3 separate regions of the Mus musculus genome follow, and all the other regions are linked to region 1. The links are chromatin loops, found by intact Hi-C in ENCODE. Cell type or tissue: heart. All regions are shown on one strand.

Region 1 (4,000 bases):
TCTCACAAGTGTTGTCTCTGATCTCAGAGGGATGGATCCCTGTGGTCCTAATGGAGAGGCTAAGAGCACACAGATGTGGGTCTGACATCTGCCACGTACTGGAGACACTGACAGGGCCACCGCTTCCTGGTTGGCCTCTTCCATGTTTCCTTCAGTCTGTCCCATGGCCAAGCAGAAGACATTAGCCACCATGTCAAGCACGCCAAATTCCAGGATGCTGTGTCCAGCTTGGTGTCAGGTCCTGAACTGTTACCTGGGCCCTGATGACATTTGGGCTCAAGTGGAACCAACAACAGCAGACACAGCCAAGCCAAGCCTGGGTTCTTTCTTGAGCCTCCCAAGCCCAACGAGCACATCAGGGGTCAAGAACCCCACTTTAGCCCTCATTACCGCTCTGTGAACAGAGCGCATGTGAGGAGATGCAGCCTGACCAGGCAGTGTCAGACATGAATATGAATTCTCCAGGAGAGAGAACCAGGTAGGCGGGCCTGCAGGACACAGAGTGTCCTGGGAAAGGTCCTACCTCTAGGCTTCTTGGGTGTCTCGCTCATACTTAGATGGTTCATAGTACTGGTTTGCATATATTGAGGGCCACTAGCACACACTGGGAAGGGCCAGGCACCAGAGATGGCACTTTCACATCATGGACACCTTTTTCTCTAGCACCCTTGGACCACCTAGAGTGCCACAGACCTCAGCAGTGGTTTCCCTGTCCCTAAAGCTGCATCCAACACAGCGTCATCTCCTTTTCCTAAGGCTGCGGAGCCCCGTCACTGAACCATGCCTGTCGGCCTGCTATGCCCTGAGCTCTGTGGTCAGTACACTCCCTGTGCACTCATCCATATATCCTACTCGGTCCTGGGACACAGAGGGCACCAGATGCATCACCTGCACACAATGACTGACTTCCATACAGCTTAGAAAAGCTTCCTCCCCACCCAGGGCAGTGCTCCCCACCCACCCAGATCAGTGTTCCTTCCCACTCAGATCAGTGCTCCTCCCACCCAGGGCAGTGCTCCCCTGCCTCCTCCCCACCCAAGGCAGTGCCCCCCCATTTCCCCTGCTTTTTTCTCCTTCATTCCCTCATTACACAATTATTTACAGAACTGACTTGGGTCTGTCCTAATGCTCCTCAAGTGGGCCATTTCTGGTCATGAGAAACAGGCTGTGACATTCTGCAGGATGGGCAGGGGCACCGCAGCCATTGGGAGAAACAAGTGCCTGCTCTGAGTCAGTATCACCTGGCTTGTGTCAGCTGCCAGTGAGGCATAGCCTTTGACTCTCCTTGACATGGGAGCAGACAGTGCAGGGACATGAAGGAGGGAGGACTCTGGCTCCTGTAGCACCCATGGGGCCTGGACACGCCTCAGTGGCCCCCGTCCAAACAGGTTGTAAGACCTGCCTGACTCAGTAGCAGCTATGGGGCCTGCCGTGTAAGTGAGAGATGACAGAGCCAGCCATGAGCCATGGTCACCACTAGAGACGACGGGAAGGTCCCCATTCAGGCCAGGATGAGGGGACATGGGAGATTTGTCTAAAGCAAAGCCAAGGATGGCAGGCAGTCCAGTGGTCCCAACACCTTTCTGGCCCATGTCAAGAATGAAAACTACTCATCACATGAGGGGACAATGATAACTCAGCTCTTTGCTCTACTCTAAGATTGCGTGGCTAGCCCACCGTTCCAGGTTACAAAATCAGAGAAGCCCAGAGGGCACCGCACAGATGGCAGAGCCCAGGGCAGAAGCTGACCTTGGCTCCTGGCCCACATCACAGCAGACCATGGCACAGGTCCTCCGGAACCAGCACTCTGCAGGGTGTCATAGCTCCCCGGACAGTTTACAAGACTGGACTGGCTCTCCTCCCCACGCCTGACCCTCACAGCTTAGGTCAGACAGAGTGATTCATAGGCCATGAGGCGGGGCCATGTCTCTGCTGTCCAGCAGGGGGCCACAGAAGGGTGAGCACTGGGTTCTGTGGCAGGACAGGGACAGGACTCTAAGGCTGCTTCTTTAGACAATCATTCCACTGGGAAGCAGGGAGATTGCCCTTGGGGACAGTGACACTGGTGGATCTGGTAGATCCTGAGCCATGGGTAAGGCACAGATTCCCCCTTGCTTCTATTGAGAGACTTGTAGTGGGTAGAGGGGAAGGCCAGGCATCTGACTGCCTTTCCTTGTGTGTGTGTGTGGTGTATATGTGTGGTGTGTGTGGGGTGTGGGGTGTATGTATGATGTGTGTGTGTGGTGTGTGTGTGTGTGTGTGGTGTGTGTGTAGGGGTGTATGTGTGTGGTGTGTGTGGTGTATGTAAGTGTGTGTGTGTAGTGTGGGGGCTGTATGAGTAGGGTGTGTGTGTGGTGTGAGGGGATATATGTGTGGTATGTGGTATGTGGGGTGTGTGTGTGCTGTGTGGTATGTGGGGTGTATGTGTGGTGTGTGTGTGTAGGGGTGTATGTGTGTGGTGCATGTGTGTGTGTGGTATGTGTGTGTGTGTGTGTGTGTGTGTGTGTGTGTGTGTAGTGTGGGGGCTGTATGAGTAGGGTATGTGTGTGTAGAGTGCTAGTCTTGTGGGGCTGTGTGGTTCGTGCATGTGGGGGTGCCTGTGCTTGTTCCCATGTGCAGTAATGTGTGTGCTCTTAGTGTAGGGGATTATATGTGTGTTTCATGCCCGTGTGTATGATGTCTGTCACTCCCATCGTGTTTGTGTGTGAGTATGGTGTATGGCATGTGTGGTGTGTTTGTGTGTATGTGTAGGGTGTGTGTATGCGCGCAGAGTATATATGTGGTGTGTGTGTGTGTGTGTGTGTGTGTGTGGTGTGTATGTACACGTGTGTGTGTGGTGTATGTGTATGTGTGTGTGGTGTGTGTGGTGTAGTGTGGTGTGGTGTGTAAGTACAGGTGCCTGTGGAAGCAAGAAGAGAGCACCAGATCCCTTGGGTCTGAGATTGCAGGCAGTGATGAGCTGTCTGATGTGGGTGCTGGGAACCAAATCCAGGTTCAAGAGCAGCAAGCATCGTAAGAGCCGAGCCTTCTTCCCTGCTGCAGAGGTGTACCTTTTAAAGTCTGGATTACATTATTCCAACACAGAGACATGAAGGCAGAGAAGGCCAGCTTCTTCAGGTGCTGCTAGGCCGACAGGGTGTCTATTTGGGGCCCATCTCTCACTTCTTGATCCCCGCCCTGGCCCCCATAGCTTCTCTGCATGCCTGCCCTCTGATTCCCCAAATAGGACTAGACAGCTTTCTCTCTTTATTTCACTAACCCATCCAATACTGACAGACAAGGAGCTGCCATGTCTCCCATGCTGAGGGGGGTGCTCCTGGACATGTGGTCAGGACAGACCTTCAGTCTGGTGAGGGTCACAGAGAAGCCGCGATGGAGCTTGAGGGGAAGCAGTACTCACTCCTTTAGCTACGTTTTCTTGTCACTGTGACACAGTAGCCATTAGTCAGCCTCTCTCTTCCCATGGGAGTCTCCTTGAGGGTGTGGACTTGGTGTTAGAAATGAAGCTGGGACAGAGCCTTTGAGGTCACCATGGAATAGTCTAAGGTGGCCAAAGGAGAAAACTGCCAGAGTTTGACAGGATGGACTTCGAACCCTGCTTATCCGTTGGATGGGGTGGATTTATTGTTGGAAAACCAGGAAGACTCAAGGACCCTGGTCCAAGGCTGGGCTACAGCTAACAGGGCCTGTGTCTGTGGTTGCCTCCCCCCCCCCCCCATCCTGGGCTTCAGCGTGTGTTGGGTTAGGAGTAGGGTCCTGGGGATACAGGCTCTATATCCTGTTATGGTTGAGTCCTAAGTGTCCCACAGGTTTGTGTTTTGACACTTGTTATACACTTGGCAGCACTATTTGAGGAACCTCAGGTGAGGCCTCGATGGAGGAGGTGTGTCACTAGGGTTATGTCTGGCCCCTCCTTCAGGCCTCATTCAATCTCTGCTTCACTGTGATAGTCTCGACCACACACCGCATGATCTGAGCTGCCCGGCCACGTCTTCCCTAA
Region 2 (4,000 bases), 56 kb after region 1:
CGCTCGAGAGGAAGGAACACTTGCTAAGCAAGCATGGATGTGGAGTCTGTATCTCCCAATGCTGGGGGCAGAGACAGGATGACTGCTGGGACTTGCTAACTGTGAGCCTAGCCTGAGGTCAAGGAGGCAGCCTGTATCAAGAGAGGAAGGCTGAGCATGCCCAATGTCCCCCCACACATATGAACATATAGACAGAAAATGTGAACACAGTTAGCAAGGCCACAGAATACAGGGCCAGGGTCACGGGGCCATGATTGGCAGGGCCTCCCTTCACAAGAGGCTTATGCCGGGTCTGGCGACAGCAGCTCAGGGGCTGAAAATCTGAGCCGATGAGTCAACAAAACCCTAGATCATAGCAACCACACCCCACCCCTGCATGCAGAGCTCGCTGCTTCTGGAGAGGACCAGCCCACAGGAACAATTGTCACAGGATCCTCCTGGCTGCAGGGCACTGTTCTGCAGTGTCTATCCTGCGTGCCCACCACACGGAGGCAGACCTGGTGCTGGTGGTCTGGGCAGGATGGCTGGAGCCACAATTGATGTGGAGCGGGCACTAGGTGGGATGTTGGCAGACGTGCAGGGTGCCTCCATGACCCCAATAAGGGTCCCACAGCCCCACTGTGTGTTGGATGCTAGACATTCACGGACGGACGGCCATGTGTGAGGTAGGCTCTCTGATCCTCGGGAAAAGCAAGGAAGGCAGCAGCCTCAGACAGACACACTAAAGAAGGTCCCCTTTCCTCCCACTGGATGCCCAGCCTACATCATCATCTATGCTGCTAAGGAATGGAGAAGAAGGAGGGCAGGCAGCTGGGAGGTCGCCCACAGTGTTCACACCTCCTCCTCCTGACTCCCTTCCTGAAGAGTGTTTCCGGGATTTTTAGCCTGTGCTTATGTACCATGCTCAAAATAATAAATATTGACAACATCTTAAACATCTCACAAATGCCCTTGAGCTAGGAAAATTGTAGACTTAAAAAAAAAAAATTCTTCCCAGACTTTGTTTCTCCTTCAACCAATAGGAACAGCAACTGGGTTCCCAGTTCACCTGAGCTTTCCGACTGGGAATGGGGTGGGGGGTGGGAGGTAAGAGCCGTGAGTCTTTTAAAGACACAGAAGAAAGAAGCCCCAAGAAGAGGTTGGAATTACGATGATGAGCAGAAAAGAATGTAACTCACACCTGCCATTGGCTGGGCTGTGTCTTGCTGACCTCTGCCATTGGCTGGGCTGTGATTTGGTGACCCCTGTCATTGGCTGGGCTGTGTCTTGCTGACCCCTGCCATTGTCTGGGCTGTGCCTTAGTGACCCCTGCCATTGTCTGGGCTGTGCCTTGGTGACCCCTGCCACTGGCTGGGCTGTGCCTTGGTGACCCCTGCCACTGGCTGGGCTGTGCCTTGGTGACCCCAGTGTGACTGTGTCTGGACGCAGAGGCTTCTGGATAACTGAAGTAAGATGATGTTGCAGGGATGAGGCCCAGCTGCAGTGAGTCTGATGACCTCCTTAGAAGAGGAAAAGACACTAGGGCCTCTGGCTGCCTGGCTGGCTGGTCCTCTGGTGCAGAAGGGAGGCCACCTGAGGATGATGACACAGAGAGAAAGCCCTCTTCTTTTTCATTTTTTTTTTGAGGCAGGCTCTAACATAACCTAGGCTGATCCTGAACCTGCTATGTAGCTAATCCCCCTGCCTGCACCTCCTAAGTTCTGGGATCACAGGTGTAGACCAACAGGCCCAGGGCTTCATGCATCCAAGCCACGCACTCTACACTCTGAGCAGCACCACCAGCCACTGGCCTCCTGAAAGCTCTAAAAAGAGGTTCCTAGAGAAGCCAATGTGACTGGTTCCTTGGACACAGTCTTCCAGTCCCAAGCATCTTGTCAGAGGCATCTGACTGTACTGGGTCCTGACCTTGCTAACAATGGCTATGTGCTAAGCCTCACCAGTGACTGGCTGACACATCTTTCTCCCAGTTGCAAAAAGTCCTTCCAGGAACCGGCTTCTCTGTCTTATCTCCATTCACTGCTCTCTGCCAGGACATCAAGTGACTTCACCACCCTATGACGTTACCAGAATAGAAGAATACAACCAGATGGACCTCCTGCTTTGCGGGTCCAGGGCTTGAGGAGACAGTGGGGACAGGGCACAGCATGAAGCTCTGGCACGGACACAGGCCCCATGACCATGAGTGAGAGACGCTGAAGCAGCTGATGGGGAACCTGCTCTTCAGCGCTCCTGCCCAGCTCCTTCACCCTGTTCTGGGTACAGCAATGTGTCTATAACCTCAGGACTGGGTGTGAGACAGAGACAGGAGGATACCTGGAGCTTACTGCCCACCAGTCTAAGTGAATGGATGAGTTCCAGGTTCCGTGAAATATCCAGTCCCAAAAACTAAGACCCAGATCAATATAAGAAGACACCCAATGCCAACGTCTGCCTCCAGATCTATATGCACATGTGGGTTAGCACACCGACACATGCATGTCCGTACAACACACCACACACACAGAGAGAGAGAGAGAGAGAGAGAGAGAGACAGAGACAGAGACAGAGACAGAGAGAAAGAGAGAGAGAGAGAGAGTGTGTTATTACCTCTTAATTGAAGCATTCTCTCCTAAAGGGAGAAGAAAGACTCATAAAGACTTGAGGCACACTGAGCCAAAGTGGTGCACGCCTTCAATCCCAGCACTCGGGAGGCAGGGGCAGAGTTTGAAGCCAGCCTGGTCTACAGAGGAAGTTCTAGGACAGCCAGGGCTATAGAGAAACCCTATCTTGAAAAACAAGAGAGGTGGGGGATGTAGGGTGGGAGGGAAGGAAGGGGAAGAGAGAGAGAGGGAGGGAAGGAGGAAGAGCGACAGAGAGTCAGAGAAAGACGGAGACAGACAGAGGGAGAAAGACAGAGGGAGAGAGACAGAGAGACATACACAGAGCAAGACTGAGAGAGACTCCAACTGGAGCAAGCTGGAAAAAGTCACAGGATCCCCAAAGCCATGTGCCCTCCTCCCCTGGTTCTATAAGAATTGACACTTGTTGGGAAGACAAGTCTCTCTGTGGAGGAGTCTACCTGTAAGATAGACAGGGAGCTCCAGGGACCCAGCTGTTCGGAGTCGTTACCCACGACGACCTGTGCTTTTCCTGTGCCCACTTGCCTTTGAGTCACCCATGATCCTAGAACTGACCCCAGTAAATGCCTAGCTAGTTCGACAATCCAGACTTGGGGTGAATAGATGTTTGAATATGTCCCCTCAGGAAAAGTCACACAATGTTTCTGTGGATAGAGGTTAGAGGGTTTCCCGCTCAGTATACACTTGATCTTATTGTCAAATAACTGACCTTATTGCTCACTCATGGGCCCTCTGGTTGATGGACTGGCATTGGGCAGGCTGGCAGAGGACCCAGCCAGGGGCAGGTTTCACAGGAGCTAGTCAATGCTCAGACAGACAACAGAGACTGGGATCCCATACCATTGGTGTAGCCAAAATCTACAGCTGCCAAGGCCCGCCCCAGTAGATCCCACCAGAACAAGCAGGACCCTGGAATGTCAGGAAACCCCACCGACAGGGACACACAGCTACAGTCGATTCCGATACAGTGTTTTCCAGACCCAAAGCCCATCTCAGAGCTGGAGTGTCTACTCTGAGCAAGGCGGGGCCTGGTGCAGCACTTTGGTCACAGACACTTCCTGAAAGATTTTAAGAACCATTCTGATTGCTAGAGACCTCGAAACTGTTTCTCCACCAACAATCTGACAGCTCCCTCTCTGTCACAGCCTCAACCCCAACCTTCATCTCCACATTGACTCTGCCAGGGTCACCCCACACCCTGCCCTGAGAGTGTGGAAGGAAAGACCTGATGCTCTCTGTGAGAGTCAGCTCTTCGGCAGATGATGGTGTCTCCCACTCAAGCCTCCATGAACCAGGAAAGTGGTTCCCGGTCTCCAGTTTTCTACCCTGTGTCTCCTGGAGCACTCCGTGTGTGCTTTCACTGTGACTGGCTCATGGCTATC
Region 3 (4,000 bases), 140 kb after region 1:
CCACCGCCACTCTGCAGCTACACAGTAGCTACTGTTAAGGCAGCAGGACGCTCAGAAGATAAGTAACCAGGCAACTCGAGAAAGGTCCCACACTAAATTTTCCTGTTGAGCCTACAGTGTAAATAGGCAGGCCCTGTGCTCTTGTCACTGCCTAGGGAGCTCCCACAAGGCCAGCCTCACTGACAGGGCCAGGACTGATGAACGGAGCTTCGGGACAGCGCCCTCCTGAGCCTACCTGAGGCACTGTAAGAGGATGAGGATGGCGTCCTCCGAGAGAAGCTCTTGACCGCCAGGCTCTGGCCTCGCTGCTTCCGCCGCCAGGCTGTCCGGCACTTGGAGTCAATGCTCTGCTTGATCCGATACCAGTCAGATTCCGTGATTCCAAATTTATAGAAGAGGTGACCTGAAAGAACACGTCCCAGTTAAGAGCTCTCATACGCAGGCCTTGTCCTGAGCCCCACTGCTGAGAGCACCAAACAGCAGCTAAGCTCTGCTAAGAGACCCAGCTGAGCCGCTGGCCTACTCCTAAAGGTCTGACTCATCTTCTAGAAAATCTCACTTCATCAAGGAAGACGCCCATCACTCAGGTCACTGGGGGCAGCAGGACCAGATGCAGGTATTTACCACTCCTCCCGTCGAGTTAGTTAACCTTTAAAGAACCAGGCTTCACTCCAACACCAACGAGTCTCCATTTCTCCCAGGCTTCAGACTCCCAAGCCTGTAACTTCTCTTGCCCTAAACTCACTCACAAGACGACATATACCATCCTAATTGCCTAGGGAATCAGACTCAAAACTGCACTCATACAGGTCTTGCCAAAGCTGTAGTCCGTTACCCTCTGCTCTTCTGTTTAGCCTAGCCCGCCTCAGTCCAGACCAGCAAACAGTACTGTCCCCTCTCCTCATCCAAAACTCCCTCAGTGCAGCACACTTGCTTTCTAGAACACCTTAAATGTACAGGGATCTCACACAGTGTTTACCCTTCCTCCCTTACAAACGAGGGGCACTCAGTAAATTCTGGCCAGCATTCGGGGAGCAGCAGGCACCTGAAGATGTTTGCCCAGTGCTCCCAGCCAGTTGCTTACTCCTTCGTTCTTACCAGGCTGTCTCCTAACACACCCAAGCTCTTAGCACAGGAACCACTTCCCAGAGTTGCCTGGAACCCCAGGGAAGGGTAGTAGCCACATCCAGCCCTGGAGGGTAGAGCAGGAACACACAGCACACAGCAGAGCACCACTGGACCCCAACTGCCGATCCTTAGGAGCACAGAACAGGCCGGGAGCACAGAAGAGCACGCAGAGCCTGGCCATCTCACGACCTCACGCCATGGCCCTCCCTCTTTTTAGAACTTACTTTTTGTATCACCAATCCTTAAATTTGCCAATTAAAATTTATATTTATTAAATTGTGTGTATGTGTGTGTTTGTGTACCCGCAGAGGTCACAGTTACTGGATCACCTAGAGCTAGAGCTACAGACAGCTGTGTGCCACTGCTGTGGGAGTTGGGACTCGAACTCAGGACTGCTAGGAGGAGTAAGTGTTCTTAACCACTAGACCCTGTCTCCAGCCCATGGTCCTCTGTCTGCCACGGCCCAATGACAGCAGGAAGGATGGTAGTGAAGGACGTCACAAGACTTTCTCTTCAACACAGTGACCTCTGTAGCTGGCTTATGCAACTTCACTAAATAACAGGAAAATAAATGAAGAAACTCAAACTCCAATAATCAAAAGTCTAAGTTGGCAAATGTCCTCTTCTGGCTGTTAAAGCCACCGAGTTTAGATCGTCTCCTGAGGGGGAAGTTCTCCCCCAAACTCTACAGCTGCTCTCATCAAGAGCAGCCATGAGAAGGAGTGGAACCCTTTCACTGCCATATTACCTACTGGGCATTAGGAGATGTCTCTGAGTGTTCTGTTTGCATATACTCAGCAATGGCACAGTGACAGCAGGCCTGTGACCTGGAAGTACTTTTCCCTTTCCCTCAGGAGTGAGTTGGCAGCTCTGGTTCTGACTTCCAGGTCATCTCAAATAGACAGAGTCATAAACCACTGAGAAACCACACGCGAGACAAGTGGCTTTAGATATGGACAAAAGCCTCTGTAGGTCCCAGGCCAGTCACCTGGCTTCCAGTCGCAGTCACCACAGAACCCCCTGCTGGCCAACTACCTCATCTGATACACATTTGAAAGCCTCACTGAGTAAGAACACCATCGCTCTTGTGCCTGTTTGTAGGCAAAACCAAGGAATAGGAGAAGCCATCTCACAGTGTCACTTCTGGCTATGTGTCCACCTTCGTCACAGCGGAGGACAAACAAGACGAGGCCTGATGTCATACCTTCCTCTGCTCAGCAGGCCATGCAGTAGGACCAAAGCTCAAAACCAAAAGCCCTGGAAACAACAGAAGCCTCCAGCTGCTGGCCTGTGGGGTCACCTGCTGCCCAAGGTGGTGGAGCACTGAGCTCATGAAAGTCAAGGGCACTGCTGCTCTTCAGCTGTAGAGGCTTGGAGGCAGGCCTGAAGAGGCCTCTGCACGGTGGCAAAGTTTCCCAAGGACGCCTGCAGGCTGTCCCCAGCTCACCCTGGCCCGTTCATGCCTCCCCACAACTCCTCCTAGTCTGTAGTCTCTGACAGCCATTCTAAGCCACCCCTCAGCAGTGACTGGTCCCTTCTGAGAAGAGGTCTCCCATTTGTCTCCGGAACTCAAGCTGCTCTGCCACCAGCTTAAACCAACCCAACTCTTCCCTGGCTCTCTAGGCAAACTGGCATTCTCGGGGCATCCCAAGACCCGTGCCAAGCCATGGCAGACCAATGCCACACCCATATAATGGCCTGTATCCAAGGCATTTGAGCAGCTTTCCCGAGCCATCCTTCAGGACCAGGGAAGAGACAGCATCTGATTATCCAAACTCAGAGAAACCCACATCCCTGTCACTGATGGATCAATGTCTTCCAAAATCATTGGGCAAAAATGCAGGGCCTTTACAGATATGACTGAGGAAGAGGCAGCAGCAGTGGGATCTCTATGAGGAGATAGGAGAAGATGGCCCATGGAGGCCACATCAGGAAGACCCAGGGCCACCACACCAGAGCTAGAGGCAAAGCCCCTGGAGGAGGAGCTGCTGCCCAGCCAAGCTAACCCTTGCCTCTGGGCCTGGGTCTGAATGCTCCAGCACGGACTCTGCTAGTGTGGCCCAAGAAATTCAATATACCCCACAGGGCACCAAGCCAGGAGAGCTCTCTGGACAATGCGCTGCCTGCAACTTACGACCAGGAGACCGTCTCCTCCAGGTAATAGTTTAGGAAGAGTCACTGCACGGGTGTGGTGTGGTGGCGCATACCTTTAATCCCAGCAGTTGGGAGGCAGAGGGCCCACACAGGTAGAGGTATGCCAGTACTTCACCAAATCTCTGTTCTTACAAAGCTAAGGAACCAGTGCACAGAGACTAGCACGGAGCCTGTGGCCACAGAGCCATGGTCATGAACAGCCCGCACTCCTCCTCTCGCACATGGCCTGCAGCTGAGTGAGCACGGGGCAGACCATGATTTGGGGAAGGCAAGGCAGACTCTTGGACAGATGGCCATAGCCTTAGCAGCGCCTGTCTCCCCACCTACTACAAACCCCTGGAGCTAAGCTCGTGTCTAACTGTGGGGTACACTGGCCCAACACTCCAAAGCCGCAGAGCTAATGTCTCTTTCTAAAAAAAGGTGTCAAATACCTACCTGAGATGATGGAAAAGCCAAAGGTGTGGCCCCAGTGAAACTAAACACACAGCCACCCCAGGGGGCGCTGGGGCAGTGGGCATCAAGGAATCCCACCTCTGCTCTCTCCCCAAAAGCAGCCGAAGGATGAGTGAGACTGGGATCTGCAAGTCCCTGGAGAAGCCCATTCCCAGTGTCCCTCTCAGCACAGCAAGCCACACATCTTGTCCCTCTCAGCACAGCGAGCCACACATCTTGCCAAAGCAAATCCTATTTCCAGGATGACCACTGCGCCCAGCATCAC

Evidence for each region. A loop is a pair of places that touch in the nucleus more often than their neighbours do. Peaks named below come from ENCODE experiments on the same cell type or tissue, not always from the same donor. Only the 100,000 strongest peaks of a DNase experiment are listed, where the experiment ranks them.
Region 2: it touches region 1 in a loop (2.1-fold over the local background); 2 of 42 quality-filtered maps call a loop at or near these places.
Region 3: it touches region 1 in a loop (2.1-fold over the local background); 3 of 42 quality-filtered maps call a loop at or near these places.

Annotation. Positions count from the first base shown.
Region 1 is chr8:122,137,863-122,141,862 of GRCm38, reverse strand. It overlaps a transcript of Zfp469 not described here. Among named protein-coding and RNA genes, the nearest start is that of Gm39268, 10 kb to the left of the region's middle. In heart, a CTCF peak has its summit at 1,931 (motif pointing right); DNase peaks (open chromatin) are centred at 1,383 and 1,912; H3K4me3 peaks cover 366 bases; H3K27ac peaks cover 2,159 bases.
Region 2 is chr8:122,081,629-122,085,628 of GRCm38, reverse strand. It overlaps a transcript of Zfp469 not described here. Among named protein-coding and RNA genes, the nearest start is that of Gm34413, 11 kb to the left of the region's middle. In heart, no CTCF peak of the experiment used is centred here; a DNase peak (open chromatin) is centred at 2,088; H3K27ac peaks cover 476 bases.
Region 3 is chr8:121,997,367-122,001,366 of GRCm38, reverse strand. Banp (BTG3 associated nuclear protein) reads right to left here. Exons shown (of 14, transcript NM_016812.4): 8 at 236-403. Among named protein-coding and RNA genes, the nearest start is that of Mir7237, 21 kb to the right of the region's middle. In heart, a CTCF peak has its summit at 2,162 (motif pointing left); no DNase peak of the experiment used is centred here.